2 separate regions of the Homo sapiens genome follow, and region 1 is linked to region 2. A link is a loop called in an ENCODE intact Hi-C map of the cell type or tissue named here. Cell type or tissue: K562. All regions are shown on one strand. Links, peaks and the distances in the headings refer to the core of each region. The heading gives the core; the rest is flanking DNA.

Evidence for each region. Peaks named below come from ENCODE experiments on the same cell type or tissue, not always from the same donor. Only the 100,000 strongest peaks of a DNase experiment are listed, where the experiment ranks them.
Region 1: a loop joins it to region 2, with 3 times the contacts of the local background. A loop is called at or near these places in 2 of 110 quality-filtered maps.

What each region holds. Positions count from the first base shown.
Region 1 is chr4:159,442,241-159,452,740 of GRCh38, forward strand. No RefSeq gene overlaps it. Among named protein-coding and RNA genes, the nearest start is that of MIR3688-1, 320 kb to the left of the region's middle. RefSeq lists an enhancer at 4,657-4,706. In K562, for the core only: a CTCF peak has its summit at 4,442 (motif pointing left); a DNase peak (open chromatin) is centred at 4,431.
Region 2 is chr4:158,619,310-158,629,809 of GRCh38, forward strand. RXFP1 (relaxin family peptide receptor 1) reads left to right here. Exons shown (of 18, transcript NM_021634.4): 10 at 7,511-7,582; 11 at 9,329-9,400. Among named protein-coding and RNA genes, the nearest start is that of C4orf46, 47 kb to the right of the region's middle. In K562, for the core only: a CTCF peak has its summit at 5,788 (motif pointing left); a DNase peak (open chromatin) is centred at 5,792.

The sequences.
Region 1 (10,500 bases), core at 3,327-5,826, 820 kb after region 2:
GGAATGGAACTAGACAGATAGGCACATGTACAGCTTGATTGGTCAAGCACGGTATCATATAGAATCTATAATAAATATTTAGTCCAGGGGCCCAGCTATCATCATTAAGTCCAAAAGAGAATGTAGGTACTTCCTAGGGGTATAACATAATGTCCTTCAAGAATATAGAACTAAGGACAATAAGACTACTCTGAAAGAATTAAATACATAACTATTCAAGAATCATCAGCATAAATATACATAATATAATCTTATAGTCCAGATCAAGTCTTGACTAAAATTATTGGCATATTTCTTTTCTTTCCCCTACAAAATACTATGTTAATTAATGAAGTGGGAGAAATTGGTCATCCATAGAAACATCAAAAACAAAAACAGATCAGCCTGTTTTAGGGGCAAATGTTGGCAACGACCACATAGGTGCACTCTGGGTAGAGAACATCTTGACCCAATGACTTGTCAGTTCTTTGAGCAGATAATATACCTTTTCTTGAGAGGATTGCATCATGTTTTGAGAGCCTGATAGTTTAACATTTAGATCTGTTAACTAACTCACATGTAAACCAGTGAGACCTGGTAACCTGAGAAGTTTGGCTATAGGAACAAAATATGCTGGCTAGATAATATGAAGTGCTAAACCCCTAACTAAATATATTTCTTGCTGAAAGTTTATAAATTGACACGCTGGCTTACACATGAGGATTTTGAAAGCTTTGTTACTATCAGTTGGTATCTTTGAACTTGGCCAATCATGAGACTTGGGAAAGTCAAACTTGTAGGTCTTTGTAAGAGTGAACTCTGTATTTTTGTTAATGTACTAAGGTACTGTCGCTCTTTGTGGCTTTGTGTCAGAAGCCTGAGGATAGTTTTGGCATTACTCCAACCTCATCATACCATTTGTGGTTGAATTTCTGCAATAATAATGGGGTATCTTAGTGTTAGTATAGACTATTACAACTGGGAACCATCAGCAGATCAGGGGCTCAGACACTGGGACCGTGTGTGTGTGTGTGTGTGTGTGTGTGTGTGTGTGTGTGTTTAGGATGCAGGAGAGGAGAATTTGGATGAGAATATGAGGTGAGCCCACAGGCAGAAGGGAATAAAGAAAGGCACTACTAGCTAATTTTTATATGCTATTTACTATGTGCCAGGTATTTTCCCAAGCTCTTTTATGTTTATTAACTCACTTAATTTTTATAAAACTCCATGGGGTAAGTACAATTGACTTCTTTATTTTAAATATAAAATTGAGACACTTAGAGGTTAAGTAAACTACCCAAGGTAGAGTAGGATTTGAACTCAGGATGTCTGGTTCTACAGTCTGTGCTTTTGACCATTAAACAACCATCATCATAGGATCATGTAAGAATTCCAGTGACTAGGAAAAGATCTCAGAGCTGGCATCTGGAATTACTTATCCCTGAGTGCTAGAGGCGGTGACTTTGTACCCCTCCTCCCTTGGGAAACTGCAGGTAACATCTTTAGTGTTTATTGAGTGACACTCTATGCTCGGTGTTAAGCTAGGCATTTTATACTATCTCCTAATAATTTAGGGTTAGTTCTAGAAGGTTCATAATGGAACCAAATGCCAGATGATGATGATAATAGTACTAATAAAAATATTGTGATACTCTATAGCAAAAACAATGATAATGAAAATAGCAGCTAATATTTGTTAAGGGCCTTCATTGTGCCAGGCATTGTGCTAAGCACCTTTTATACACTATCTCATTTATAACTTCCCCAAAGCCTGAGGTGAGGACTATCATTTGGTAGAATTGTTGCATTTTCCAGTTTTTTTTTCATTTAAGCCACAGAGAGGATAAATAGTTCACGAATGGCTCTGGTTGAGGGTAGAAGAGAACTGTAAGGAGGGAGAATCAGAATGGTTTTGAAAGTTGTGGAGATTAAATGTGTAAATATTTAGACAAGTGGTTTATATTATAAACAGCTATACGAATGAAAGATTGCTTATACTATCCACCCTGATTTTGCTGTATACTGAAAGCACTCAGAAACCAGCCGGCAGGGAACACAGTCTGCCCCATCCCACTGGAGGATGCTGGCAGCAAAAGCTTCCACCATCTGGCTTGGCAGTGCCAGGCTCTTACCTTGCCCAGGTGCCTGTGTGGATAAGATGGTGGGAGGGAAGGCAGAACCTCCGAATCCATAACTCCCAAATCCTCAAGGGAGACCAAAATATTATTCTGTTGCTTTCTGGAGTTCTCTCAATTTGAATTAAACTTTCCAGTTAAGTCCCATCCATTGGCCAAGTTAGTTTTTGGCCAACCCAATCTTACTATCTTCCATGGGTCCTGCTTGATGCTGCCTCTTCTGGAAGTGAGAATGGGCATTCATCCCTACCATGCCAATTTCTCAAGGGATAAAAAGGAAACTTCCACAAATATTTCACTTCAGTAGATGATGAAGATTCTATAAAGAGATCATACAACTAGGGAAATCTTCCCTTTTGATCATGTCACTTTCCTTTTCAAAAATCTCTGTAATTCTTCAGTGCTTGCAGAATCAATCCCCAAATCCACCAGCCATCATTCAAGGCCCATTAAAACCACACTAACTAACCATCCTTGTCCAGTCACTTCTGCCTCCTAGAGGTGCATGTGCAAGTGGGAAGTGATGGTGAAATTAACATCCTGGTGGTGAACCTCTGACTAATGGGAAACCAGACACCCTTTCCAATCCTACCAAGATGCATTTTATGTAACGTCTCAGGGGTGCAGTTCTACAGATCCAGCAATGAGTTGCATTTAGCTGTGGCCAGATCAAAAATGCATTCTTGTACTGGTTCTCCCTCCCTCCTTGCTTCCCTTCTCTTGTCACTCACTTCTGCTCCCTAATAAAGTAATAAATTATGTGCAAGGTCTCTTCTGCCTCAGGTTTTGCATTTTGGAGAAGCCAGTAAAAACAGTTAAGAACATAGTTTTTGAGATCCTTGTTCTCACTTGTCAAAAATATTATCATTAATCATAATATTATTTGTTTAAGAGCATGTAAGATTATTGAATAAGAGAAGGGCTCAGACTCCACATTGTGTGGTTTTGAATCCTGGCTTCACCACTTAAAGACTGCAACTGGGCTGTATGTGGTGGCTCACACCTATAATCCCGGCACTTTGGGAGGCTGAGGCTGGCAGATCACGAGGTCAAGAGATCGAGACCATTATGGCCAACATGGTGAAACCCTGTCTACTAAAAATACAAAAATTAGCTGGGCATGGTGGCGGGCACCTGTAATCCCAGCTACTCAGGAGGCTGAGGCAGGAGAATCACTTGAACCCGGGAGGCGGAGGTTGCTGTGAGCTGAGATCATGCCATTGCACTCTAGCCTGGGAGACAGCAAGACTTTGTCTCAAAAAAAAAAAGTGCAACTTTGCTGTGGTAAATATTATGGAACAACTTACTCAAACCTCATTTCACTCTCCTTCTAGATGGATATTGAAAGGTTAAAATCTATATTCTCCACACTCTAATGCAGCTAGCATTCTGGATGTGAGTTCATGTACTTGTGTGATATTTGAAAGGCAGAACTGAATCAGAGACCATTCTCCTCTTTCTTCTTGGCTTCTCTTACTGGCGAGCAAGGCTGCGAACAATTCCCACAGAGTCACCCTCCATTATCCTGGGTGTTGACAGACAGTTACAATGATAGAATGATCTAAATGTTTCCTCTCCTGATCCTTGGCCAGAATAAAATGAACAAGAAAATACACTCAATTGGCAACAGACCATGAGTTAAATAATTAGTGAATCTGAAAGTGGGACTTTCAGAATAATAGCTTTCAAGGAATAACAGCAGAATTGGCCTGAAGACTGGAGTAATTGAAAAAGTAGATATGAGCGGCAACTTACCTCTTTTGAAATAGTGTTTCTCCTGACTGGAGGACTTACTTGGAGTTTAATCTTTACCTGCTCTTACCATGTGATGATAGATAAAACACTCAGACTCTCTGAGGGTTCAGTTCCCCATCTATAATATGTAAATGATGAGCCCAACCTGGTGTGAGGGTCACGGGTGTGAAAGTGACTGTAGAGGGTGTCTACCTCTGTCTTTGCCGGTGTGTATGTCTGTACATCTGTGTGAGTGCATGTGTGTGTGTAAATGCATCTGTGTAGGTCTTTGTGCCTTTATCTGAATGTATGTTTCATGTTTCTAGTTTGTATGTCTTTGAGTTTTTACGGGCATGTTACTGTGTGCATGGGTGTGTGTGTGTGTGTGCACATGTGCTAGTTTATATATACATATCTATTTTGTGAAGGTGTGTTATGTACGTGATGTTGGACGGATGTCTCTCCATGTAACTGAAAACATGTATGTACATGGGTAAGTTTTTGCCTATGCTTCTCTATTTGTGTGATTTCAGTAACACTCTAGTGTACAGGCTCAGAACCTCCTATAGAAATGTACAGAGCACCCTCTAGTGTTCAACAGGAGACAGTGCCTTGCCCACAACAGAGAGCAGGGCCTAAATTGCCTTCCATAAAGCAATGGTCCGCACATGCCCATGGCTGGCTTTCTGGGACTGTCCTTAAGAGGCAGAGGTGGATGGTCTGGAGTGGGGTGCCCCTGTGACAGAGAACTCTGTACAGAATGTGACTCACAGGAAGGTGCTTGATGATGTGAGGTGAAAAGCAGCATCTGCTGCCTGTGGGGACAGGATCACCAGGGAGCAAGTAGGGCATAGGGATAAGAGTTTATTATGCTTCATTTTCATTTGGCGAGTCAGTGGGAAGGTGGTTGGTATATAATCAGATTGCAGTGGCAAGGAAACTTACCTCTGTTCTGTACATCTGAGGATCCGCACTCGAGAAGCTGATCCCAGAATACGCTATATTCCTATATGGCTCTGTATAGAGAATGTTGGGGCGGACAGCATCTGAAGTACATAGGTGCTGCCTATGGAATGTTTACTCTGTGCCAGGCACTGGACTAAATCCTTTAAGTATTATGTTATTTGATTCTGTAAACAACTACACAAAGTGAATACTATTAATATGTCCATTTCAAAGATGAGAAAATTGAGGTCTAGCAAAACTAAATAATTTGTCCAAGGACACACAGTTGAGAGGTAATAAAACCCGATTTTGAATCCAAATCATCTAAAATAAAAACACTGCTCTTAATCATTACAGGGCATTCCATGGTCCAAACCACCATTTTATAAAAGACAACATGAAAACCAGAAGCAGGGCACTGGCTGCCAATTTGACGTAAGATAACTGGAAGGAAAATGCTGATGACTTAAAGTATGTGAAATTTTGGCAAGGCTGCCAAGACCATTCAACAAAAAGGACAATCGTTTCAGTAAATGATGTTGGAAAAATACCCACGTACAAAAAAATAAAGTTGGAGCCTTGCTTTATACCATGCACAAAATTAACTCAAAATGAATCAAAGACCTAAACATAATACTTAAAATTATAAAACTCTCAGAAGAAAACACAGGGAAAAAGTTTCATGATATTGGATTTGGCAATGACTTTGTGAATATGATACTAAAAACACAGATATCAGAAGAAATAGATAAATTAGACTTGATCAAAATTAAAAACTTTTAGGAATCAATGGACACTCAATAGAATAAAAAGACAACACGTGGAACTGGGGGAAATATTTACAAATCTACATTTGATCAGGAGTTGATATACAGATTATATAAAGAACTTTTATAACTCAGCAACAAAGAACCAATTTAATTAAGAAATGAGGAGAAACAGGACAAAAATGTCCATTCTCATAACTTCTTCTCAACATAGTACTTGAAATCATGGCCAGAGCAGTTAGGCAAGGGAAAGAATCAGAAGGTATCCAAATTGGAAAAGAGGAAGTTAAATTGTCCCTGTTTGCAGATGATATGACTTTATATATAGAAAACTCTAAAAATTCCACCAATAAAACTCTCAGAACTGATAAACAAATTCAATGAAGTTGTAGGATACAAAATCAACATACAAAAATCAGTAGTATTTCTATGCTAGGCTTGATGGCTCATGCCTGTAATCCCAGCACTTTGGGAGGCTGAGGTGGGTGGATCACATGAGGTCAGGAGTTTGAGACTAGCCTGGCCAACATGGCCAAACCCCATCTCTACTAAAAATACAAAAATTAGCCCGGCATGGTGGTGCGTGTCTGTAATCCCAGCTACTCAGGAAGCTGAAGCATGAGAATCACTTGAACCCAGTATGTGGAGGCTGAAGTGAGCTGAGAGCGCACCAGTGCTCTCCAGCCTGGGTGACAGAGCAAGACTGTCTCAAAAAAAAAAAAAGGCTGGGAAAATTGGATATTCACATGCAGAAGAATGAAACTGAACCCCTATCTTTCACCATATATAAAAATCAACTAAAAATGATTTAAAGACTTCAGTATAAGACCTGAAACTATAAAGCTACCAGAAGAAAACAGGGAAGACACTTCATCAGCCTGGGCAATATGGCAAACCCCATCTCTACAAAAAATACAAAAATTAGCCATGTGGGGTGGTGCATGCCTGTCATCCTAGCTACTTAGGGAGTTGCGGTGGGAAGATCTCTTGAGTCCAGAAGGCAGAGGTTGCAGTGAGCCAAGATCACGGCATTGCACTCCAGCCTGGGTGACAAAGGGAGACCCTGTCTCAAAAGAACAAAAGCAAAACAAAACAAAACAGAAACACTTCATGACATGAGATTAGGCAAGAATCTTTTGAATAGGACCTTAAAACATAAACAACAAATACAAAGATAAAGACATGGGGTTACATCAAATTACAAAGGTTCTGCCTGGTGAAGGAAACAACAGAGTGAAAAGACAACCTGTAGAATGGGAGAAAATATTTGCAAACTATGCATCTGACATGGGGTTAATATCCAGAATATATAAGGAACTCAAGCAACTCAGCAGCAAAAAACAAACAATTCAACTACAAAATGGGCAAAAGACCATGTTGATTCAGCATTATTTACAGTAGCCCAGATATGGGCTTAACTTAGGTGTCTAACAATGGATGAATGGATAAAATGATAAATTGATAAAATAAATGTATAGTTATGCACTGCATTACAGCATTTCAGTTAATGACTGACCAGAAATGTGACGGTGGTCCAAAAAGATTACAAGGCAGCTGAAAAATTCCTATCACAGTGACATTGTAGCTGTCATAACAGTGTAACACAATTACTTTATTTTTATTTTTTTTATTATACTTTAAGTTTTAGGGTACATGTGCACAACGTGCAGGTTTGTTACATATGTATACATGTGCCATGTTGGTGTGCTGCACCCATTAACTGATCATTTACATTAGGTATATCTCCTAATGCTATCCCTCCCCCCTCCCCCCACCCCACAACAGGTCCTGGTGTGTGACGTTCCCCTTCCTGTGTCCAAGTGTTCTCATTGTTCAGTACCCACCTATGAGTGAGAACATGTGGTGTTTGGTTTTTTTTGTCCTTGCGATAGTTTGCTGAGAATGATGGTTTCCAGCTTCATCCGTGTCCCTACAAAGACATGAACTCATCATTTTTTATGGCTGCATAGTATTCCATGGTGTATATGTGCCACATTTTCTTAATCCAGTCTATCGTTGTTGGACATTTGGTTTGTTCCAAGTCTTTGCTATTGTGAATAGTGCCGCAATAAACATACGTGTGCATGTGTCTTTATAGCAGCATGATTTATAATCCTTTGGGTATATACCCAGTAATAGGATGGCTGGGTCAAATGGTATTTCTAGTTCTAGATCCCTGAGGAATCGCCACACTGACTTCCACAATGGTTGAACTAGTTTACAGTCCCACCAACAGTGTAAAAGTGTTCCTGTTTCTCCACATCCTCTCCAGCACCTGTTGTTTCCTGACTTCTTAATGATCACCATTCTAACTGGTGTGAGATGGTATCTCATTGTGGTTTTGCTTTGCATTTGTCTGATGGCCAGTGATGATGAGCATTTTTTCACATGTCTGTTGGCTGCATAAATGTCTTCTTTTGAGAAGTGTCTGTTCATATCCTTTGCCCACTTGTTGATGGGTTTGTTTTTTTCTTGTAAATTTAAGTTCTTTGTAGATTCTGGATATTAGCCCTTTGTCAGATGAGTAGATTGCAAAAATTTTCTCCCATTCTGTAGGTTGCCTCTTCACTCTGATGGTAGTTTCTTTTGCTGTGCAGGAGCTCTTTAGTTTAATTAGATCCCATTTATCAATTTTTGCTTTTGTTGCCATTGCTTTTGGTGTTTTAGACATGAAGTCCTTGCCCATGCCTATGTCCTGAATGGTATTGCCTAGGTTTTCTTCTAGGGTTTTTATGGTTTTAGGTCTAACATTTAAGTCTTTAATCCATCTTGAATTAATTTTTGTATAAGGTGTAAGGAAGTGATCCAGTTTCAGCTTTCTCCATATGGCTAGCCAGTTTTGCCAGCACCATTTATTAAATAGGGAATCCTTTCCCCATTTCTTGTTTTTGTCAGGTTTGTCAAAGATCAGATGGTTGTAGATGTGTGGTATTATTTCTGAGGCCTCTGTTCTGTTCCATTGGTTTATATCTCTGTTTTGGTACCAGTACCATGCTGTTTTGGTTACTGTAGCCTTGTATAGTTTGAAGTCAGGTAGCATGAAGCCTCCAGCTTTGTTCTTTTGGCTTAGGATTGACTTGGCAATGCAGGCTCTTTTTTGGTTCCATTTGAACTTTAAAGTAGTTTTTTCCAATTCTGTGAAGAAAGTCCTTGGTAGCTTGATGGGGATAGCATTGAATCTATAAATTACCTTGGGCAGTATGGCCATTTTCATGATATTAATTCTTCCTAGCCATGAGCATGGAATGTTCTTCCATTTGTTTGTATCCTCTTTTATTTCATTGAGCACACAATTACTTTTAAAAAATAAATTTAGCCTAAGTGTACAGTGTTTATAATAAAGTCTACAGTAATATACGGTCATGTCCTAGATATTCACATTCACTCACCACTAACTCACTGACTCACCCAGAGAAACTTTCAGTCCTACACATGCCATTCATGGTACTTGACTATACAGGTAACTGTTTAAAAAATCTTTTGTTTTTCAAGATGGGGTCTTGCTATGTTGCCCAGGCTGGAGTATAGTAACTATAGGCATAATCATAGCACATTGCAGCCTCAAACTACTGGCCTCAAGCGATCCCACCATATCAGTCTTCCAAATAGCTGGGACTACAGGCGTGCATCACTGTGTCTGGCTGATTTTAAGAATCTTTTATACCATACCATATTTCTATCATGCTTTTTTCAAATTTTTTATTTGAAGTTCAGGGGTACATGTGTAGGATGTGCAGGTTTGTTACACAGGTAAATGTATGCCATTGTGGTTTACTGCACGGATCATCCCATCACCTAGGTATTAAGCCCAGCATCCATTAGCTGTTCTTTCTGATGCTCTTCCCTCCTCCCACTCCCCACCCTCTGACAGGCCCCAGTGTGTGTTGCTCCCCCTTTGTGTGTCCATGTGTTCTCGTCATTTAGCTCCCACTTACAAGTGAGAACGTGAGGTATTTGATTTTCTGTTCGTGCATTAGTTTGCTGAGCATAATGACCTCCAGCCCCGTCCATGTCCCTGCAAAGGACATGATCTTGTTCCTTTCTGTGACTGCATAGTATTCCATGCTGTATATTATCATACCTTTTCTATATTTGGATATGTTTAGATACACAAATGCTTGCCATTGTGTTCTAATTGCCTACAGTATTTAATACAGTAACATGCTGTACATGTTTATAACCTAGGAGTATTGCTCCTAGGCACACCAATGGCTATATCACGTAGCCTAGGTGTGTAGTAGACTATACCATCTAGGTTTGCCTGAGTACCTGCGGTTAGGTTCACACAATGACAAAATTGCCTAACAACTCATTTCTCAGAATGTGTCCCTGTCATTAAGTGATGCATGACTGTATATATACACAACAGAATACTATTTAGGCATTAAAAAAATAATATTGTGTCATTTAGGGCAATATAAATGAACCTGGAGGACATGATGTAAAGTGAAATAAGCAGGCATAGAAAGAGAAATACTGCACGGTCTCACTCACATGTGAAATCTAAAGAAGTTGATCTCATAGATGTAGGAAGTGTAATAGTGCTTACCAGAGGCTTGGTGCTGGTGGTGGTGTCGTTTGGGGGGTGGGGGCATGCGGGGAGGGAAGATAGGGAGAGATTGGTCAAGAGGTACCAAATTACAATTAGATAGAATGAATAATCTGTGGTGTTCTATTGCTTGGTAGGGGGACTATGATTAACAATATTGTATTGTATTTATCAAATTAAAGAAAAGAATTCCCTTAGGGGCTTCTAGTTCTATGAAGCAGCGGCCCATCACATCTGCTGAGGTTGTGGGAGACAGCAGTCTGAAGAAAGTGGAGAAAATTGGTAATAGTTTTGAGGAGGATGTGCAGGAGTGTTGGCTAAGGACATAATGATGTAAGCGCCACATAGTAGGCACTGAGTAAAAACACATGAAGTATGAGTGCATAAGAAT
Region 2 (10,500 bases), core at 4,843-7,342:
CAAAGTCATAATTTTGTGGAGCCCATCAGTAGGCTACAGTCATAAGGTAGCCAAATAAATGGAATTCTAACAAGCAACAAGAAGATGTGGGACATACATACTATTTCACCTTTGGCAGAGCACAGGATGAAGAGTTGGCTGGCGTGAAAGCAGGTACAAAGAAAACTAAAACTTTAATAAACTTGTAAGCTTAAGTGTGGGCTACTATAGTGCTTTAAAAGAACTGGGAACCCCATATGCAAGGGGATTTAGCTATCTTTAACAGGCTCTTTTTCACTGATCTCCACCAACCACAAGAAAAACTAGGAGTAGGTAAGGAAACCAGACAGAGCCCTCATTGGTAGCACAACACAAAACTCCACCTTCTTCTCTAAACTCACCCGTCTCAGGGAACAAAAGCATCAAGCCTTTGGGAGTGGGACAGAAAATCCTCCTGCACCCAGGGACCAGGCAAAGGTCCATTACTTCCATAGGAGGAATAGAAACTAGAGCATTCTGCCCCAGGGTACCAACAAAAAAAAAAACCACTCCAGCCCAGGATCTTGCACTGATCAAAGCAGTGGGTAGTGCCCATTTGTATCACGGCAGGAAATGCTCTTATGAGAGTTTGGCTTCTGGAGAAGGGGGAACAGCAAAGCTGAGACAGCCCCATCCCCAAAAGCATAAGGAAAAAGAAGTTCATGTCAAATTATAAAGCAATCAACAGAACCAGAACCAGCAATAACTCAGATTTTACAACTTCCAAACAGAGACATTAAAATGCTTATGATTAATAAGTTAAGTAATATAGTGGAAAGATGGATAATATGCACGAACATAAAGAAAATGTCAGCAAAAAGATGGAAACTACAAAAGAGAAACAAAAAATTATTTCAACAGCCTTAGCAGCAGAATGAACACAGCTAAGGAAAGAATCAACAACCTTGAAGATATGTCATAGAAAGCTTTCAAATTGAAACGAAAGAAAAAGAGACAAAAATAAAGGCAAAACAGAATCCAAAAGCTGCAGGATAATACAATTGTCTAACAAATGTGTAAATGGAGTCACAGAAAAAGAATAGAGGAAGAACAGGACAGAAGACAAGCTGGAGAAATAATAGCCAAGAATTTTGTTACATTAATATAATGCAACAAACCAGAAATCTAAGAACCTCAGAAAAATCCATGCAGAAGTCAAGAAAAACTAGATAAATTATAGTCAAACTGCTGAAAACCAAAGATAAAGAAAAGTATCTTAAGGCAATCAGAGAAAACAGAAACATTATACACTGTAAAACAAAGACAAGAAAAACAACTTTTTTTTAAAAGCCAGAAGGACTATGGTAATATTGGCGAAAAAGATTTCAGAACAAGGACTATCACCAGGGATAAAGAGCGATATCATATAATAATAAAAAGATCAATTAAGCAAAAATATGTGATAATCTTAAATGAGTAAACAGTTTCAAAATACATAAAGTGAAAACAATAGAACTGTAAAGAGAAATAGCTAAAAGTCAAAGGATGTCATTTAAAGCTGATGAATCTTTGGCCGGGCATGGTGGCTCACACCTATAATCCCAACACTTTGGGAGGCCGAGGCAGGAGGATCCCTTGAGCTCAGGAGTTTGAGACCAGCCTGGGCAACATAGTGAGACTCTGTCTCTATTAAAATTTTTTTTAAAAAATTAGCTGAGCGTTTAGCTGGGCGTGGTGGTGGGCACTTGTAATCCCAGCTACTCGGGAGGCTGAGGCAGGAGAATCACTTGAATCCTGGAGGTGGAAGTTGCAGTGAGCTGAGATCACACCATTGCACTCCCGCCTGGGCGACAGTGAGACTCTGTCTCAAAAAAAAAATAAAAAATAAAAATTACCTGAGCATGGTAGCATGCACCTGTAGGCAGTCCCAGCTACTCAGGAGGCTGAAGTGGGAGGATAGCGTGAGCCTGAGAGATCAAGGCTTAAATGAGCTATGATTGTGCCACTACACTCCAGCCTGGGCAACAGAGGGAGACTTGTCTCTGGAAAAAACAACAACAACGGACAAATCCATAGATTAGATAGACAGTGGTATTCCCAAGGTGAACACTAATAAAAAGCATGTAATTAACCAATATTGTATGGTAAAGAGAGGCAGAGGAGCAGAGAGGAAGACAATGTACACAAATTTTATCATTTCTTAGTATCATCAAAAGAAAGAAGGTATAGTGCATTGAGTAAAGTTACAAAGATTGCCAATAGAATATACAAAGCTTTGTAAATATCATAAGAAATAAATTTTTTAAAACACCATTAGGTTAAGATAAATATTAGACACAAAAAAAACCTGAGGTGAAAGTTTTTTAAACCTATGGAATCGTGTAATAATATTTTTAAAAAACAGACTAAGGCCAACTATATTAATCATATCAATAAATATAAGTAGGCTAAACTCACCTATTAAAAGGAAAAAGACTGGGAAAGAAGACCTGGGAAGATATTTCTCAAAAAATACTTAAAAATGGCCAACAGGCATATGCAAAAATGTTCAACATTACTAATCATCAGAGAAATGCAAATCAAAACCACAATGAGGTATCACCTCACACCTGTTAGAATCTCTATTATCAAAAAGACAAGAGATGACGAGTGTTGACAAGGTTGTGGCTAGAAAGGAATTCTTGTGCACTGTGGATGAGAATGTAAATTAGTACAGCTATTATGGAAAACATATGGAGCTTCCTCTAAAAATTAAAAATAGGACCAGGTGCGGTGGCTTACGCCTGTAATCCCAACACTGTGGGTGGCAGAGGTGGGTGGATCACTTGAGGTCAGGAGTTCGAGGCCAGCCTGGCCAACATGATGAAACCCCATCTCTACTAAAAATACGAAAATTAGCCGGGCATGGTGGCAGGCACCTGTAATCCCAGCTACACAAGAAGCTGAGGCAGGAGAGTCACTTGAACCCGGGAGGCGGAGGTTGCAGTGAGCCAAGATCACACCCCTGCACTCCAGCCTGGGCGACAGAGCAAGACTCCATCTCAAATAAAAAAAAAAATTAAAAATAGAACTACCATATGATCCAGCAGTCCCACTTCTGGGTATATATCCAAAGGAAATTCCATTAGTATGTCAAAGAGATATCTTCACTCCAATGTTCATTGCAGCATTAGTCACAATAGCCAAGATATTAGTCAACCTTAGTGTCCAATGACAGTTGAATGGATAAAGAAAATGTGGTAGATATATACAATGGAATACTAGTCAGCCTTAAAACAGAGATCCTGCCATTTTGACAATATGTGTGAACTTAGGGGACATTATGCTGAGTGAAATAAGCCAGAGACAGAAAGAAAAATACTGCGTAATCTCATTTATACGTGGAATTTCTTTTTAAGTTGAACACATAGAAACAGAGTAGAATCGTGGCTATGGGTCATGGCAGGGGGAATGAGGAGATGTAGGTTCAAGGGTACAAAATTACAGTTATGAGATGAATAAGCATACAGATCTAATGTATGGCATGTCTATAGTTTAATAACACTGTATTGTATAGTGGAAATTTGCTAAAAGGGTAGAGTTCAGGCACTCTTACCATAAAAGAAATTAACTATGTAAGGTGATGGGTATGTTAATTTGCTTGGTTGTAGTAATCAGTTTACTATGTACTGTATATCGAAACAGGCTATATACCTTAAGTATACACAGTTTTTAAAAGTATGTCATGTAATTGCAAACAAAAGAAAGCAGGCATCATATATTTTATCTAAGTAGGTGGAATTCTGGCCAATGTGCATTAAACAACACAATGACATTTTAATGCTATAACTGCCAATGTCCAATAAAAGATATCACATTATAAGTCTATACACACCAAAGAAATTAATATAGCAACCAAAACAAAAGAAAATGTAGACATACATAAGCAGTAAGAAATAATCCACCACTGGGTCAGGTGCGGTGGTGCATGCCTGTAATCCCAGTACTTTGGGAGGCCCAGGCGGGTGGATCACCTGAGGTCAGGAGTTTGAGACTAGCCTGACTAACACGGTGAAACCCTGTCTCTACTAAATACAAAAAAAAAAAAAAAAATTAGCCAAGCATGGTGCCTGTAATCCCAGCAAATCAGGAGGCTGAGGCAGGAGAATCACTTGAATCCAGGAAGCAGAAGTTGCAGTGAGCCGAGATTGTGCCATTGCACTCCAGCCTGGGCAACAAGAGTGAAACTCCATCTCAAAAAAAAAAAAAAAAAAAAAAAAGATAATCCACTACTTCTCACTCCATAAAAGATCAAGTAGAACCAAAATAAATAAATAACATAATTAGTAAGTTAATGCTAATCAGTGTATATCAAACTTCAGTGCCCCTTCTCAATAACAGAACTGCTTTCTTTGGGACAGCAACATAACTAGCTAAAATACTACATTCCCACACTTCTCTGCATTCACATATAGGATATGTCTTAAGTTCTGACTAGGGAGGTCGAAGTATTACAGTGTAGAACTTCAGGAAAATCTCCTTAAAGAGAAAGATGCAAGTCCTTTCTTTTCCTTCTTTATCCAGAAAACAAAAAACTGAATATGATGGCTTGAGCTTTAGCAACATCTTGTACCATGAAGACAAGGGCATGTGATCAGTGAATATGAAAGATCCTGGGTTTCTAACAACTTTGTAAAACAACCATATCAGCCCTGAACTGCCCAACTCTAGATTTTTTTTTCCTGGGGGGAAAAAACCCCAACAACTCTGCGTATTTATGCTATTATAGATGGGTCTCTGTTATATGTACGTGCACCTAATCCTAATAGATATGAACTTGAAAGCAAAGAATGCCCAAAGAACATTCACCAAAATTGACCATATATTTTAGGACATAAACATACACAAACCAAACTCAAGAAAACAGATGGAGGGATTAGCCTAAAACAGGAGAAGGGTCATCTCTTCCTCTGAGACTAGAAAGAGACCAGGTGCATATACAGGTAAGTTTACAGATGTCAGGCAGCAAGTCAAGGGCTTTTCCCTTCTTCATCACCTCAGTTTTCTCTGTGAAATAGGAGCCAGAAATGTAAAAGGTAGAGGAGGAAGCAGATAGAGAGTAAGATTTTCATGTTTTGAATGCCACTAAGGGACAAGTTGAGGGAGAATAGACAAGATTATAGTCTTTGTCTTTTGTTATTGTTGTTATTCAGATTGAAGAACCACCAAAGTTTTCATTTTTATCCAATTCTACCAGGTATAAAGGGAAAAATAAAATGGTTAGTCTCAGAGGCTCATTAGATAGGAAGGGTGGTGGTTTAAACACAGTAAAAAATAGAAATAAAAATAAAAAAACCTTCGTTAACTCCATTAAAGCTTGCAGCTAGGGAGCAAGAAACAGATTTTTTGTTGTTATTTTGATTTTGTTGTTGTTTTTGCTTCAGCTAAGAGGTATGCTGCAAACCAGATCCCTGCTTATCAAGGACTAAAACCCCTAACTTTAGGAAGAAAATATACATATTCATATGTATGCTCATATACAGGCCCATAGAAACACATCATACAAATGTGACCCCAAATGTTTTTATTATTAACACAGGAGGGGGGAAAAACAGTAAATAAACAACCCAAGGTTAAAATAAATTCAAAATTAAACTACCAATTTAATCAAATGTCCTAATTTGTGCCCCAATATGTGCCTCTTTTTGATTTTCACAAATTAGTAAATTAGTACTAACAAATATTTTTGCCAGCCTAATAGAAAACAGTTACGTAAGTAACTAAATAGGAACATCAACTCACCTCATTAAGCGCATTTTGTGAGACTTAAGAGAGCATCACCACCTGGTGGTAGATTCAGGGTAATGATTAGCAACCAAATAGAAGGAAATGGCCAGTCCCTGTCACAGATAACATACATTATGAGAGACCAAAAGCCTTGGCCAAAACTAAGACCAAAAAAAGTAGCACTATAAGTGATTAGCTTCCAACTTAATAGAATAACAGAAATTTGGAAGGGTGATCTAGAATCCACATTTAAGATTCTAATACAATATCCCATGTAGTACAAAAATCCTGTCTACAAAACTATAGAGATATGATACATTGTCTGTGCTAAATACCTGTAGTAAAAAGAAACAACTTCTCTGGATATCATAGATTGCTAGATAGGTTTAAGTTGGGTTTAAATTTGAAACTTTTTATGTCCCTCGATCAGTCAATCTAATTTTGCAACCCAATGCAACATAGAAAACCCCTGATATATTCTATAGCCTGACTTCAAATATATCTCTCATTTTGTTTTTGTTTGTTATAAATAACACCCCATATTCTTCAATTGCCTTGATTTCTAGATACCGTACATCCTGGTCTTCCAGATTTTACAGATATATTTGATTTGTCAGCATCTATTTTTAATGCAGCACCTAAAATAAAACTGACTCACATGTTGGCAGTGGAGTATAGGCACTTCTATTAATACTTTCCATGTTTCCTTTCAGATTTTAATAGCTGTATCACACTTCTGCTCACATGTTTTAGTGACAATTATTCCTGAACAGCTTTATGTTACATGGTGACCAGTAAGCTGAGTGTTAGAAGAGGCTGAATAGATTTAAGGGCCGGCATTTACTTTTGAAAGTCTATCCCTAAACCTCAGCTCTCTTCCTCTGCTCTATAAAGTTCCACCATATACTCACTTATGAAAGAAGAGGAACAATAAAAGAGTAACTTCAAGATAACCACGAAGAGACAGTAAAACATAAAAATTTTGATACATTTTTATGCTTAGACCATAAGGAGGTTTATGGTGACATAGGCATCACACAGCAAGGGAGCCCCAGGAGGATTATATTTAGATATCTATATAGATAGATAGATAGATAGATAGATAGATAGATAGATAGATAGATAGATAGATAGATAGATAGATGTAGAGATAGAGATATATGCAGCTCTCTGAATTGGAGATGCAGAACCTAAGGCAGTCTGCTGTTTGCTCTCTGTCTGCGCTGGCCTTTGAGACAATATAAAAAGCAAATAAGGGTATTCCCAATAGTAAAAGATTATTGAGGATTTTTTCTGGGGAGTGATTAGGCTGGAAAGGTAGGAGCTAAATATTGTTTTGGCAGCAGCAGCTTTTGCAACAATAATAGAATCTGATGCAGACTGTAGCAAAATAAAATCACACCACTTAGGGAAATGCCATCGGTAACTTTGGACAAATGTTTCATATGGTTCATTATGAAATATCGGTTAATAAATTAGGTGTTTATCATAACAAATGTTTTCAATTTGACTTCTTGTTCTTTTCAATTTCTCATATACATGCCCGTATGCACTCATGATACAGATGGGACGCAAAACATTTTTACCTTTAACATAGAAAAAAGTGTATAATATAGATATTTATATATATAATTTCAGCTGTAATAGAAATGGCTACAAGTGAGAGTCTATATGAAATAAACAGTATGTAAAGAAAAGATATTTTATTAGAAGGCAAATAATTTTAACCAATTTATTTCTCTCCATGATTAAGATTTAGCTGTATCGTTTTATTTTTATGTTCCAGGGACCTTGAAGGCAACCATATCCATAATTTAAGAAATTTGACTTTTATTTCCTGCAGTAATTTAACTGTTTTGTAAGTAATATGCTATGCTTTTGAAGTAATATTATCTTTTCTTACAAATAAAATTTAAAAACACCCATTTTATGGAAAAAAAATCCCAAAGAACATCAAGAGTCTGTTGTTGGATCTCAGTTTGAGAAACACTAAATTGAAGTCTTAGCCTATAAGAATGTTTATCCTTTGCAAATTATTATGGTATAAATTAAGTTTTTCTTTACAATTGTGAAAAAATAGTTACAATCAAAATGAAAAACAAAATACTGCTGAATGTTCACAACCTTGAGGATGTAATTATGGACATCAAGATAAACCTTGAAGTGTTAATGAGTGTAATTCCTTCTTATGCATCTCTGGCCTATTTTAAATTCACATGGTATTTTCTGTTAAAAGTAAAGGATGTTAGGTCTTCCTTCAGTAAAAAAAAATCCAACTCTCCTATTCACAGCTTATTTTACCAGAATGTTTTTCAAACTATGGATTGCAACTAATAAGTAGGTGATGAAAGTAATATATAGCACAATTTATTATACCCTTGTCAGCATTTTTAAGGGAAACAGAATTTAATTGAATAGATTATATCAGACTGCAATGCAGATAATAAATGTATTGTTTCATGAGCCTTAGGGTGTGTGTGTGTGTGTGTGTGTGTGTGTGTGTGTGTGTGTGTGTGTTTTATGATCCAATATAAAACACATTTTTTACTGTGTGTTACCACAGGAATGATTTGAAAACCATTATCCTAGACTACACAGGACCCCTGTATATAGGCGATACAATAGCTCCCACTGATATTACCATATGTTTTCTCCAATTCCCCCCATTCCAATGGGTTCCAATGAGTTCCAGTTTGAACTCCTCCTGAGTTCAGCAATCTTCAGGTACAGGGTGCTTGATATAAATAATGCAAAATAGTGTATAGTAATTGCCCAAAGGAAACCAAATTGCACCTGAAGGACACAGAACAAATAGATATCTGAAAAACTTAGAATTTCTTTTCTATTGTACTTGTATTTATTTTTTAAGGAAACCTCTGTATTAAGAGATTATTTGTGGATTTCCTCTTGGCAGGTGTTGTGCTTTTAAGGTCCAAGAATATTGGGAAATGGTGGTAATGGTTTGGAGTGCAGTGAGGAAATAAATGGGAAAGGACAATTTGAAGACATGTCATACAATGTTTAAAAAATTAAAAGCCCTTTAAAACTTAGTTCTGAGTTGGTCCTCTAGGCTAGCTGGTAACACATGAGATCAGTGCAGAAATGTCAAGAGTTAAACAGACTGATTCAGCATCCCAAATTAGAGATTCTTCTAAAGGGGTTCAGCTAAGAGTGGACTTCCTTAGGCAGATCCGCCCGAAATCACATCAAGTAACAAATGAGTAGGAGTGCTGTGGTGGGTGGGCTATTTTGTTAGACAGTCATGCTATGCAGACTGAAAAGACAAGTCTAAAACAGCTCCTATGCTCTTGGTTGCAAGATATGCAGTCTGTATTCTCAAAAGTTGGGGTTTTCACCATTTCTCGTGCAAAGCTCTTCCTCCCTATTTCACTTAAAATTTTGAATTTCTATTATTATCATCATCAAAACATTTGAGAAATTTAGGATTAAAATTAAATTGGATAATTTATACTACTTCAAAATGTCTTTATGTGAAAAATGTACTGTATATTCATTATCTTTGTTTCTGCATACCGTTCCTCTCTTTAGTAATTCTTGTCGGTTACCTAAAGAAGTTACAATGTATTTTTCTTTTTACTTTCAGAGTGATGAGGAAAAACAAAATTAATCACTTAAATGAAAATACTTTTGCACCTCTCCAGAAACTGGATGAATTGTAAGTATGACTGAACATATACTGATAAGAATTTTCTTTCTACTGTTTTTTCACACTTGTACTTACATGTGTTTATACATTTAAGAAATATTACTTATCTCCTCTTTCTAAGCATTATTTACATATATACACCTCAAGCCACAAAGGAATTCAGATGGCATACAAAAAATATGGAAAATAAAAATATAAATATTTGAGGAAAGTGGGTTAAAGGAAACACAGCTGTAAAGAAATAATAAAGCCAGTATAAAATTAATAAATAAAATACATTCTACACCACTCTGTTCTACTCCTAAAGAAGGACGGTAAATTTATGGGGGGTTTTTTGTTTTGTTTTTGTTTTTTGTTTTGTTTGTTTTGAGACAGGGTCTCACTCTGTCTCCCAGGCTGGAGTGCAGTGGCATGACCTCGGCTCACTGCAACCTCCGCCTCCCAGGTTCAAGCAAATATCCTGCCTCAGCCTCCTGAGTAGCTGGGATTACAGGTGCATCCCACCATGCCCAGCTAATTTTTGTATTTGTAGTAAAGATGGGGTTTCACCATGCTGGCCAGGCTAGTAAATTTGTTATTATGTTTCCTAAAGGATTAGGATTCAGGGACCATAAGATTAGAAGATACCACTTTGCTGATTTGAAACCAAAGGATAATCTTGTATCCATAAGGAAATTAGACACTACTGTGGATAATATTCCTACCTATAATAATGGAAGAGATAAATTATTTTTATAATGCCCCTTTTTAATGCCAATGACATAATTCTAAAGGGCACTATAACAATTCTATGATGAACCAAAGCCCGTGGTCTAAGTACATTGTAGTTGATTTTCAGAATAAAATAGATGTAGAACAATGGATGAAGTGCTTATCCTTCAGACCATTTTTTTATATTTTAGTGTCAATTTTTTTCTTTTCATTTTTTGTTTGCTTTTTTTCTAGTACCAGGGTGTCACTCTGTTGCCCAAGCTGAAGTGCAATGGTACAATCATAGCTCACCGTAACCTCGAACTCCTTGGACTCAAGTGATCCTCCCACCTCAGCCTCCTGTGTAGCTACGACTATAGCACACCACCATGCCCAGCCAATTTTTTTTTATTTTTTGT